Regions from separate parts of the Homo sapiens genome. Here region 2 is linked to region 1. The links are chromatin contacts, found by Hi-C or POLR2A ChIA-PET in ENCODE. All regions are on one chromosome and are shown on one strand. The core of a region is the stretch at or near the end of the contact, and the rest is flanking DNA. Distances in the headings are between cores, read along the strand shown. Region 1 holds the start of HEATR5A (HEAT repeat containing 5A). Region 2 holds the start of SRP54-AS1 (SRP54 antisense RNA 1).

Evidence for each region. A loop is a pair of places that touch in the nucleus more often than their neighbours do. ChIA-PET counts read pairs that join two places held with the same protein, here RNA polymerase II (POLR2A). Pooled maps may share reads with other maps.
Region 2: a map of naive thymus-derived CD4-positive, alpha-beta T cell shows a loop between it and region 1 (12-fold over the local background). The contact joins the promoter of SRP54-AS1 here to the promoter of HEATR5A in region 1. A Hi-C loop is called at or near these places in 1 of 168 maps with a recorded cell type or tissue (naive thymus-derived CD4-positive, alpha-beta T cell) and 5 of 50 pooled maps. POLR2A ChIA-PET finds 5 or more read pairs at or near these places in 1 of 52 experiments (naive thymus-derived CD4-positive, alpha-beta T cell).

Annotation. Positions count from the first base shown.
Region 1 is chr14:31,417,113-31,422,099 of GRCh38, forward strand. HEATR5A (HEAT repeat containing 5A) reads right to left here and starts at 3,438. Exons shown (of 36, transcript NM_015473.4): 1 at 3,360-3,438. It overlaps HEATR5A-DT (HEATR5A divergent transcript), which reads left to right and starts at 3,646. Exons shown (of 4, transcript NR_110045.1): 1 at 3,646-3,865; 2 at 4,732-4,856. RefSeq lists a silencer at 2,899-3,018 and enhancers at 3,129-3,178, 3,609-3,758.
Region 2 is chr14:34,979,167-34,984,290 of GRCh38, forward strand. It overlaps SRP54-AS1 (SRP54 antisense RNA 1), which reads right to left and starts at 3,400. Exons shown (of 5, transcript NR_151701.1): 1 at 3,258-3,400. SRP54 (signal recognition particle 54) reads left to right here and starts at 3,826. Exons shown (of 16, transcript NM_003136.4): 1 at 3,826-4,049. RefSeq lists a silencer at 1,797-2,091 and enhancers at 2,977-3,026, 3,145-3,846, 3,237-3,326, 3,507-4,006, 4,037-4,296.

The sequences.
Region 1 (4,987 bases), core at 2,188-4,687:
ACCTTACTGCTGCTTATGATAAACCCTATGAATGGCATAGTAAAAAGAGAGAAGTTTACTAAACGAAAAAAATTTCCCATACCAGATCTAAATTAAAACTTAACACAGTTGCTAGAGAAAATATAAAAACTCTTCCTCTTCCCTAGACTTACAAAAGGCTAGAGTTGGCCGGGGCGGTGGCTCAAGCCTGTAATCTCAGCACTTTGGGAGGCCGAGGTACGCGGATCACGAGGTCAGAAGATGGGAGGCCATCCTGGCTAACACGGTGAAACCCTATCTCTACTAAAAAACAAAAACAAAAGCAAAAAACAAAACAAAAAAAATTAGCCGGGCGTGGTGGCTAGCACCTGTAATCCCAGCTACTCGGGAGGCTGAGGCAGGAGAATGGCGTGAACCCGGGAGGCGGAGCTTGCAGCAGCCCAGATCGCGCCACTGCACTCTAGCCTGGGTGACAGAACAAGACTCTGTCTCAAAAAAAGAAAAAAAAATTAGATGGGCGTGGTGGCACGCGCCTATAATCCCAGCTACTCCGGAGGCTGAGGCAGGAGAATCGCTTGAACCCAGGAGGCGCAGGTTGCAGTGAGCCTAGATGGCGCTACTGCACTCCAGCCTGGGGGACAGAGCGAGACTCCATCTCAAAAAAAAAAAAAAAGGAGAGAGTTGCCAAAATTATAAAACTTTACACTAGGTAAATGTAGCAGAAAAACCATGCCCTTCCTCTATCATTACACACTGCAGATCCAGAAGCATTTATGAGTCCTACAATTACCTGACATTATAATGAAAAACCAAGATTAATAAGTAAAAGTGAGGCTGGGCGCAGTGGCTCATGACTGTAATATCCCAGCACTTTGGGAGGCCGAGGCGGGCGGATCACCTGAGATCAGGAGTTGGAGACCAGCTTGGCCAACATGGTGAAATCCCGTCTCTACTAAAAATACAAAAATTAGCCTGGCGTGGTGGTGCATGCCTGTACTCCCAGCTACTCGGGAGGCTAAGGCAGGAGAATCACTTGCACCGGGGAGGTAGAGCTTGCAAGTGAGCCAAGATCGCGCCACTGCACTCCAGCCTGGGCTACAGAGCCAGACCCTGTCTCGATAAAAACAAAAACAAACAAACAAACAGAAGAATTAAAACTGAATTTAATCTATTTCCTCCTACAAAAGATTTAGTGATTAAGCACTTAAGAGCTCTAGTTCAGGGGTCCACTAATTTTTTTCTGTAAAGGACCAGACAATACTCTAGGCTTTGGGAGCCATACGGTCTCTATCACAACTACTCAAAAACAAAACATGCACAGCCATAACGAAGGAGCATTGTTGTGTTCAATAAAACTTTTATAAAACTGCCAGCAGAGCAGATTTGACCCACAGGCTGTAGATTGCTGAGCACTATTTTAATTCAAAAATTTAACACTAGAACTAGACAAGGGATCTAATTAAGTGACACAGGCAAGTCTTTACTAAGTTTTTTGGCCCCAGTTAATTGATTTCTCAAATGAGATTTAATAACAGTTTCTCAATGTCTCCTGAAAAAGCAGAAGTGTTATTTATATGAGGACTGTGGTCTCATTAAAGGATTGTTCAAACTCTTCAATTATACTATGGGATAATTAATGAACCACACAAGACTCAATAGAGCTTTTTAAAAAAATGCAGATGTCATTAAACGCTTAATTCAGAATAATTTTAGAATTTAAAAAATTCAGAATTTAACCCTTATGTTATTCATAGTTAAGAAAGACTATTATAAACTACCTCAACCTTTTTGAAACAAAGCAAGAAGAAAGGTAAGTGTATTGGTTAAAGACAAGTAAAAAAATAATTTTTTTCTGTAGATAATATATTCATTAGTTTAATGTAGTTAATTTTAATTAATAATTTAAGAATTAAAAAGGTACTTTGGAGTCATGTATTTTCTGTGACTAAAGTCAGATACAATAATGAATAATACTAAAAAAGTGACCTAATCTAACATCCATAAATAGTGGAGGGAACTTAAGCTAGAATTCAGGTCTCCTGACTTTCAGGTGAGGAGTCTTTTCTTATTCTCCTATTCTATAGTCATCTAGGTAAAACAACTGCATTCCAAGGCACAACAAATCCATACTACAGTATTCTCCAACTGTCACTATTCTTATATTATAAATCCTGCCTGCTTATCAGTGAAGAAAAAAAAAAAGTCAATGGCATTAAAATGTAACACAAATCTCGGCTTCGATACTTTATCTAAAATTACTTTCTCAAAGACATACTTTCTAAAATGTTTGGAAAATTAAACAAAATTCTCCTCTCCCCATCCAACTAATGCTCAATTCTAACCACACTTCTGCTTTCCCTACAGCTTAAGTAATTTCACTGGGAGTATTTTCTCTGGAAGTTCTTAAGTGTACTTGTGGGCCCCTTTTTTTCCTCCTTAAACTTCTAATATCTTTCAGGCTGTAAATTCCTTAAGGGCGCCTAGCCCCAAAAAAGTGCTGCATATTTGTTCAATAAATGAATGCACATAAAAACAATGGATAACTATGACCTTTAATGTAGGAGCTCAAGCCATTTTATTATTATCTGACTTGACAGTCAAGAAAATTATCCCAACTTGCCAGAGGTATCCATTACTGTGATAAATAAACACTATAAAACGCTTTATAAAGTTTCTAAAGACTTTATAATCACTTGAAATAACGCCGCGTTGGCCGAGAGTAGGGTGAAAGAAAATGTTTCCTCACACTAAGCAAATGCCACCAAAGGAAAAGCTTTCTTTCCTGGAGAGAACTGCAACAGTTAGAAAGCAAATATCCACACTCTCCACTGCTCCCTTCTGGGAACTCTCTTTGAGGGTTCCTGCAGAAAACGAACGGGCCTCTGAGGAAGCTCGCCCGAAGGCCGGGCCGGGGCCCGGCTCCTGGCTGACCACTGGCGCAGCGGACGCCGCAGGGCGGGTCCCGGGAGCGGCGAGTTGGCGAGGCGGGCTCCGACTTGCTGACCTTCCCCACACGCCCGGCAACCCCGGCTCCCGCTGGCGGGCAGAGTCCACGCCTACCTGTTGTGCACAGGTGAAGCCAGACTTTCCCGTAGTCCAGGAGGAAGAACGGACCACGCTGTTTATCAGCCGACCCTGTGCCCCAGTCAGCCCCTTCTCGGCGGACTCCAGCCCTTAGGGTCAAGACACCTAGCCCCTCGACCGGTTCTCCCACCGGCTTCTTTCGCGATCACATTGCTGCCGCGACCACCCTCGGGATCCCCGAGCGCTCAACTCATACAGCGGCCCTGGTGCGTTCTCCTTCCCAGCCAACAGGCAGCCCAGACACAGCCCCCTCGCGCCCGGAGGTGTCCCCGCTCCCTGGATCCCCGACTGCCTGCCTTTGGGGGTCCTCCTCAGCTGAGCGTGCGTCCCGGTCCAGCAACGTTACCGGCTGCTCTGCTAACCCTAGCAGAGTCTGGAATTGCCGGCGGCGGCGACAGCGAGGCATTGAGGTGGGCGGGGCGCGCGTGGGGCGTGGCCGGAAAGCTCTCAGCGGCGAGCACCGCGGGAGCTAGCGATTGGGAGCGCGCCCTGCGCCGGGCCGCTGGTCCAAGGCCCCGCCAGCTGGCCGCCGAGCCATCGAGCGCCCACTCTGGCAGGCGTGACTGCTTCACCGTCGAAAGAGCGATGGAGACTGCGGCCCAAGTTAGGATTAGGACAGCGGTTTTTCAGTCCGGAGATTCCGGCCACAACTATTTTTGTCTGTTTTTATCGTAAGCCAGAGTCTTTGGGTGCAGCTCTGGGACACCTAAAGGGCCTGGAGAAATTCAGGCGGGGCCAGTGCTGTGGGGGTAGATGTTAGACGTGGAAGGGACCCTAGAGAGCCTTGACTGTGAGGACTGAGGTAAAGTGACTTGCTCAAGGTCACATACTAAGTCAATGGCAGAACTGAGACTAATAGCCTCTTACCTTGAGTCATGTGCGTTTTCCCACTACACTCAGCGTTTTAAATGTCATTTTTCAAGTTTCATTTTGAATCTATCTCCAGCTTACAAAAAGGTTGCAAGTATAGTACAAAGAACTTTTTTTCCCTGAATTGAGATTTAAATTGCTGACACCATGCCACATTGTCCCTAAGCACCTTCTACATAATCACAATATAACCATCAAAATCAAAACATTTACATAACTCGGCGTTTTACCAATTGTCCCAATAATATTGTTTATGGTAAAAGATTCCGTTCAGAATCAGGCATTGTATTTACTTATCATGTATCTTTCCTACTCTTCAAACTGGAACTCTCAGTCTTGCCTTGCCTTTCATATTCTTGACGCTGTTAAAGATTCCTGGCCAGTTATTTTTGTAGAATGGCCTTCATTTTGGGTCTGTCTGATATTTACTCATGATTACATTTAGCTAGGTATGACAGGACTCTAGAAGTGTTGCTGCTTTCTTCTCATGGCACCCTATCAGGTGGCACGATTTTAACTTCTCTCATTACAGATGTTTACTTTAATAAGGTGATGTCTGTTAGGCTTGTCCAGTGTGGTTACTTTTTTCCCCCCTTTGTAAATTAATAAGTATTTTGTGAGGGAGACTCTGAAACTCTCCTTTCAAGATATTTGTAAATATCTTGTTTCTCATCAAATCTTCAGTTAATGTATTTATATTAATTAGTATGGATCCAGAGGTTTCTATTTTGTTAAATGACTTATAATCCGTTTCTTTCTCTCTTTTCTCTCTCTCTTTTTTTTTTTTTTTTTCTTGAGACAGGGCCTCCTTTGTTGCCCAGGCCGGAGTGCAGTGGCTATTCACAGGTCGATAATGCAATCATGGTGCACACTACAGCCTTGAACTTCTGGGCTCATGTGATCCTTCTGCCTCAGCCTCCCAGGTAAGTAGCTGAGACTGCAGGCATGCACACCACCACACCAGCCAATATTCTGTCTCTATCATTATTTATTTTGATGCTCAATTATCCCAAGTTTGGTGGGTAGGGGCCCCATTCATTCTATCTTCTGTGAT
Region 2 (5,124 bases), core at 2,150-4,649, 3.6 Mb after region 1:
GACCGAGGCGGGCAGATCACGAGGTCAGGAGATTGAGACCATCCTGGCTAACACGGTGAAACCCCGTCTCCACTAAAAATACAAAAAAATTAGCCAGGCGTGGTGGCACGTGCCTGTAGTTTCAGCTACTCAGGAGGCTGAGGCAGGAGAATCGCTTGAACCCAGGAAGCGGAGGTTGCGGTGAGCCAAGATCGTGCCATTGCACTCCAGCCTGGGCGACAGCAAGACTCTGACTCAAAAAAAAAAAAAAAAAGTAAAAATATATTCTTTAGCCAGTGATATTGGCTCTTGTTTACAAAATTATCCAAAACGTTCTTTCAAGTCTTCCTGATTTTGAAAAATAGAGTCTCAACTGATATCTCTAAAATTTGAGGCTGGGTACAGTGGCTCATGCCTGTAATTTGAACACTTTAGGAGGTTGAGGTGGGAGGATCCCTTGAGGCCAAGAGTGTGAGGCTGTAGTGAGCTATGATGGTGCCACTGCACTCCAGCCTGGGTGACAAAGACCCTATCTCAAAAACAAACAAAACACAGGAAAAAAAAAATCAAAATTTAGATTGCAAATGGCTCCACAAAACAAATCTTGAGGGCAAAGATGTTTTAGTAATTTTACAATTGCCAGCTCTAGGCAGTATGTGACATCTTTCTAGGCACTCAGTGCTTTTAGAATAAATGACCTTGTGCTGAGGAATGTGAAAAAAAAGATGTAAATCGGTGCTGTTTTATTGACAAATGGGATATGAAGAATGAAATGTGCGGCCGAGCACGGTGGCTCACGCCTGTAATCCCAGCACTTTGGAAGGCGGAGGCGGGCAGATCACGAGGTCAGCAGATCCAGACCATCCTGGCCAACACGGTGAAACCCCCTCTCTACTAAAAATACAAAAAATTAGCCGGGCGTGGTGGCGGGCGCCTGTAGTCCCAGCTACTCGGGAGGCTGAGGCAGGAGAATGGCGTGAACCCGGGAGGCGGAGCTTGCAGTGAGCCAAGATTGCGCCACTGCACTCCAGCCTGGGGGACAGAGCGAGACTCCGTCTCAAAAACAAAAACAAAAACAAAAAAGAAATGTGCAACATAGGGTTTAGATGAAGTGACAGGAGACTCAGCATATTATGGAAATTATTATCTTGATTTTGTGTATATAGAAATAAAGCTGTATCCGGCTGGGTGCGGTGGCTCATGCCAGTAATCCAGCACTTTGGGAGGACGAGGAGGGCAGATCACGAGGTCAGGAGTTCAAGACCAGCCTAGCCAACATAGTAAAACCCCGTCTCTACTAAAAATACCAAAATTAGCTGGACGCGGTGGTTCGTGCCTGTAATCCCAGCTACTCCAGGGGCAGGAGAATCACTTGAATCCAGAAGGCAGAGGTTGCAATGAGCTAAGATCGTGCTACTGCACTCCAGCCTGGCGACAGACTGAGAATCCGTCTCAATAAATAAATAAATAAACAAAGCTGTGTATCTGGTTTTCTATACTTTCCAGGTCAAATCTCACTAGCAGATGTTCCTGTTATCTTCAGTTTGACATCTTATCTAAAATGACTCCTAAAATGTGTAATAATGTTAATTATAATATCTAAACCTACTGACTCTAACATCACAAAGAATTTTAAGAGGTCGAGGTTAAAAATCTAAAATTGTAAGTCATCAGCTAACAATGACATTTCAAGTCATGAGCTTGGATAAAAATAACCATGGAAATCACCATTCAGCAAAATACAGGCATAGTGGCCAGGCGTGGTGGCTCACGCCTGCAATCCCAGCACTCTGGGAGGCCCAGGCAGGAAGATCACCTGAGGTCAGCAGTTTGGGACCAGCCTGGGAAACATGGTGAAACTCCGTCTCTACTACAAATACAAAAATGAGCCGGGCGTGGTGGCGGACGCCTGTAATCCCAGCCACTCAAAATCGCTCGAATCAGGGAGGTGGAGGTTGCAGTGAGCTGGATGGCGCCACTGCAGCCCCGCCTGGGCAACAAGAGTGAAACTCTGTCTCAAAAAATAAATACACACACATACACACACACACACACACACACACACACACACACACACACACTCTCGCATACAGGCATAGGATAGTTTGCTATAGTTAACAAACATAAGAATATCCTATTTTCTTGAGCTTTCATCAGGCTTTACTTTGCCAGAATACATCTATCCCATTTTTCAGTAACTAGATCTAGCTACCACATTTCCTCAGTTTTAACGTGTGTGTTTAAAGAGACAGGGTCTTGCGTCGCTCAGGCTGGAGTGAAGCAGCGGGATCAAAGCTCACTGCAGCCTTTTTCTGTCTATAAATCTTCAACACTTGGCTGCGCTGCAATCTCTCTGAGCCTGCCCGATTCGTGAATCATTCTTTGCTCAAAATGTTAAATTTAACTTGGCTAAGGTTTTTCGTTTAACACTTCCTACTAACGCTACAGCCTAAAACCTCTCCTGCAAAATGCTTTTTCAGGTGGCAACGTACCAATTCTAACAAGTTTGTGGGAGTAATGGGGAGGAGGGCTAACCCTCTATTTTCTTTCAGAAAAAGGGTTAGGCACAAGGAGCTCTAAAGGCTTGTCCGAAGTCTGCTGAAAACTCACAAACCACTCAGAACCAGGTTTCCCACACCCAATTAATTCCAAGTGGTACTGTATCCGATTACCCCCATTTTCCAAGAGATAGTTTATTTTTTCCCCTCTTTTCCCCTCCCCACTACACTTTCCACTTAGCCCTTTTTGAACTGCAAAATAACCTCTCAACTCCCCTCACCAGACCATTCTCTACAGAGCAAATTCATCTACGAGATCCAAGACGCAACTCCCACCGCCAGGCGGTCGCCTCAGAAGGGTAAGCAGAAAGCATGCCCACTTGGCCACTTTTACAACTTATTTCTGCTCAGAAATGCACCAACTCAACTACCCGGTAGATAAGGCACCAGCTAGCAGAGACCTCTTGCTCATTTCCTCTTGTACCTTATAAAATGCCCGCTTTTTTGCTCCAAAGACGAAGCGGGCTGGCTTCAGAAATAAAATCCCTCTTCTTGTATACTAGGGCTCGCTCTTGTTAATTGGTGTCTACGTGTGGCGAGCAACTAACTCTCTTTTCCGTTAGAGCACTCAAAGCCCTGGTCAATCTACCCCCCAAGACAGCAGAGACCAGCACAACGATCCCAAGGAAGGCTGTTGGCTTCACCCCGCTTAAGTCCTCAAAGTCAGCGCCTGCAGCATATCCTTGCCCCCACCACCTGCCTCTAGCTCTGGTCACTTACACTTACGGTTAGTTCGCATCCACTGTAACAGCGCCTGGCGGTCGGCAGGAGCCACAGTGCGAAGCGGCCGCAGCATCACTGCCTGCCTCGCAGTGGGAAATTTTACCTTGCTGGAGCAAGCCGCGCAGGCACTGGCTGGCATTGCGCATGCGCAAGCAGAGACCGCCCCACCCTCCGCGGAACAAGCCTCCGGTCTGCAAAGCCCTAAGCCCCGCCCCTCTACGGAGGTCTCACGTGCGCCTGGGGATCCCTGCCTTCAGTCACACCTCTATCTCTCATCTTTCCGCTCTTAGCTGGGAGTGCTCCGCCTAGTCACTTTTCTTAAGGTGGCTCGTCGAGGCCTGACTTCTTCCCCGAAATCACGTCCCTAGACAGCCTCCTATTTTACCACTAACTTTACTCCTGCAGTTATTCAGCGGTAGGAAACTGAAACCAAAAACCAGTGTAAGCAAGTAAACATCTAAACTGTTTCAGGAGCCGCGTAGAAGGAACGCGGCGGTGTGCCCCGGAAGCGGAAGTAGATTCTCCTATAGAAAGGCTGGACTACGCGGAGTGGTGACGTTTCCTCATTGGGCGGAAGGTTCGCTGGCACTCCGTTGGTCTTCCAGCTGGTGGGAGTTGACGACGTGGTGCTGGGCGTTGGGACCCTACTTTATCTAGTTCGGGAAGTTGGGTTGTGGGGTCATACCTGTCTGTCTGCTCCCAGCTTTCTTGGGTTTCTTCCGACGGCGTGGGGCCTCGCTAAGGAATTCCCGGCCCCTCAGGGCCACGGCTTTAGCGGTGTCTTTTGCGGTAAGTGTCTGCTTTTTCCCGCCCCAGACTACGGAGGGGGAGCGAGGGGCAGCCCCAGCGCTGCTCAGGAGGCGAGAGACTCCGGGGGAAGTCGGCCTCCGTGGCCACCGGCCATCGTTACCGAGACTGAGTTTCTGTGGCTCTTTATCTCGTCTTCCATGAGAAGTTTTATTAAAGATGCGCTGTGCCCCTTTTGAGTTGTCTTCCGATTTACCTGAGCCAAATAAGATGTAGGCAGTTGCAGGCCTGAGTCTTCGTTTTGCTTTCCTGAGCAAGAATTTAGATGAAGCTACTTCCCCGAAAATCCTTTTACTTGTACGAGACTTTTATTTTTCCTATGTGTTTGTAGTGCTTAACACAATGTCCTGCGTGTAGTAGACGTTCAATAAACGAATATGGAATATCAGTTGAATGCCAATGATGATTTAAGATAGACTGATAGCTCTCTCTGTACCATTTGACGCTGCTGACCATCCATTTCTTGAAACTTTCCCCTGCTGCCTTTCTTCATGCTATCCTCACCTGATTCTTTCACATGCTTAATTTAACAAAATATATACTTGTTCTTGGCTACAAGGATACAGAAATGAATAACACTAACTCTGCCATTGAGAAGCTAACGCACATAAATACACATTATATCAAGATGGGTAATGAGAAACACTAGTTGCATATAAAGAGCTGTAGAAAGCTGTGGGAGAGCTAAAGTGCTCCTTAGGTGCTTTGTGACCCTGAGCCAGTTTCTATTCCAATCTAGCCTCAATTTCCTCATCTACTTAATAGGCTTGTTTTGAGGAAGAAAGGAGATTAGGTAAGAGGTTTGGTTTGGTTTAGTGCCTAGAATACAGCAATCGTGGTGCCAAAGGGGAGGGAAATATTTCCCTCAAATCGCTTTTTCTCAGTTTTTTGATATGGCCAACTGGTATTTTCTACCTTAATATAGAGTACTATGCAAAAGCATCTTCAAGTCTTCCTTCCAGATTACTCCTCTGTCCCCATCTATTTGGAAATTCTGGACCTGCCACAGGATTACAGTAAGATAACCATAAATGTAGCTTTTTAAAAATTGATTTTC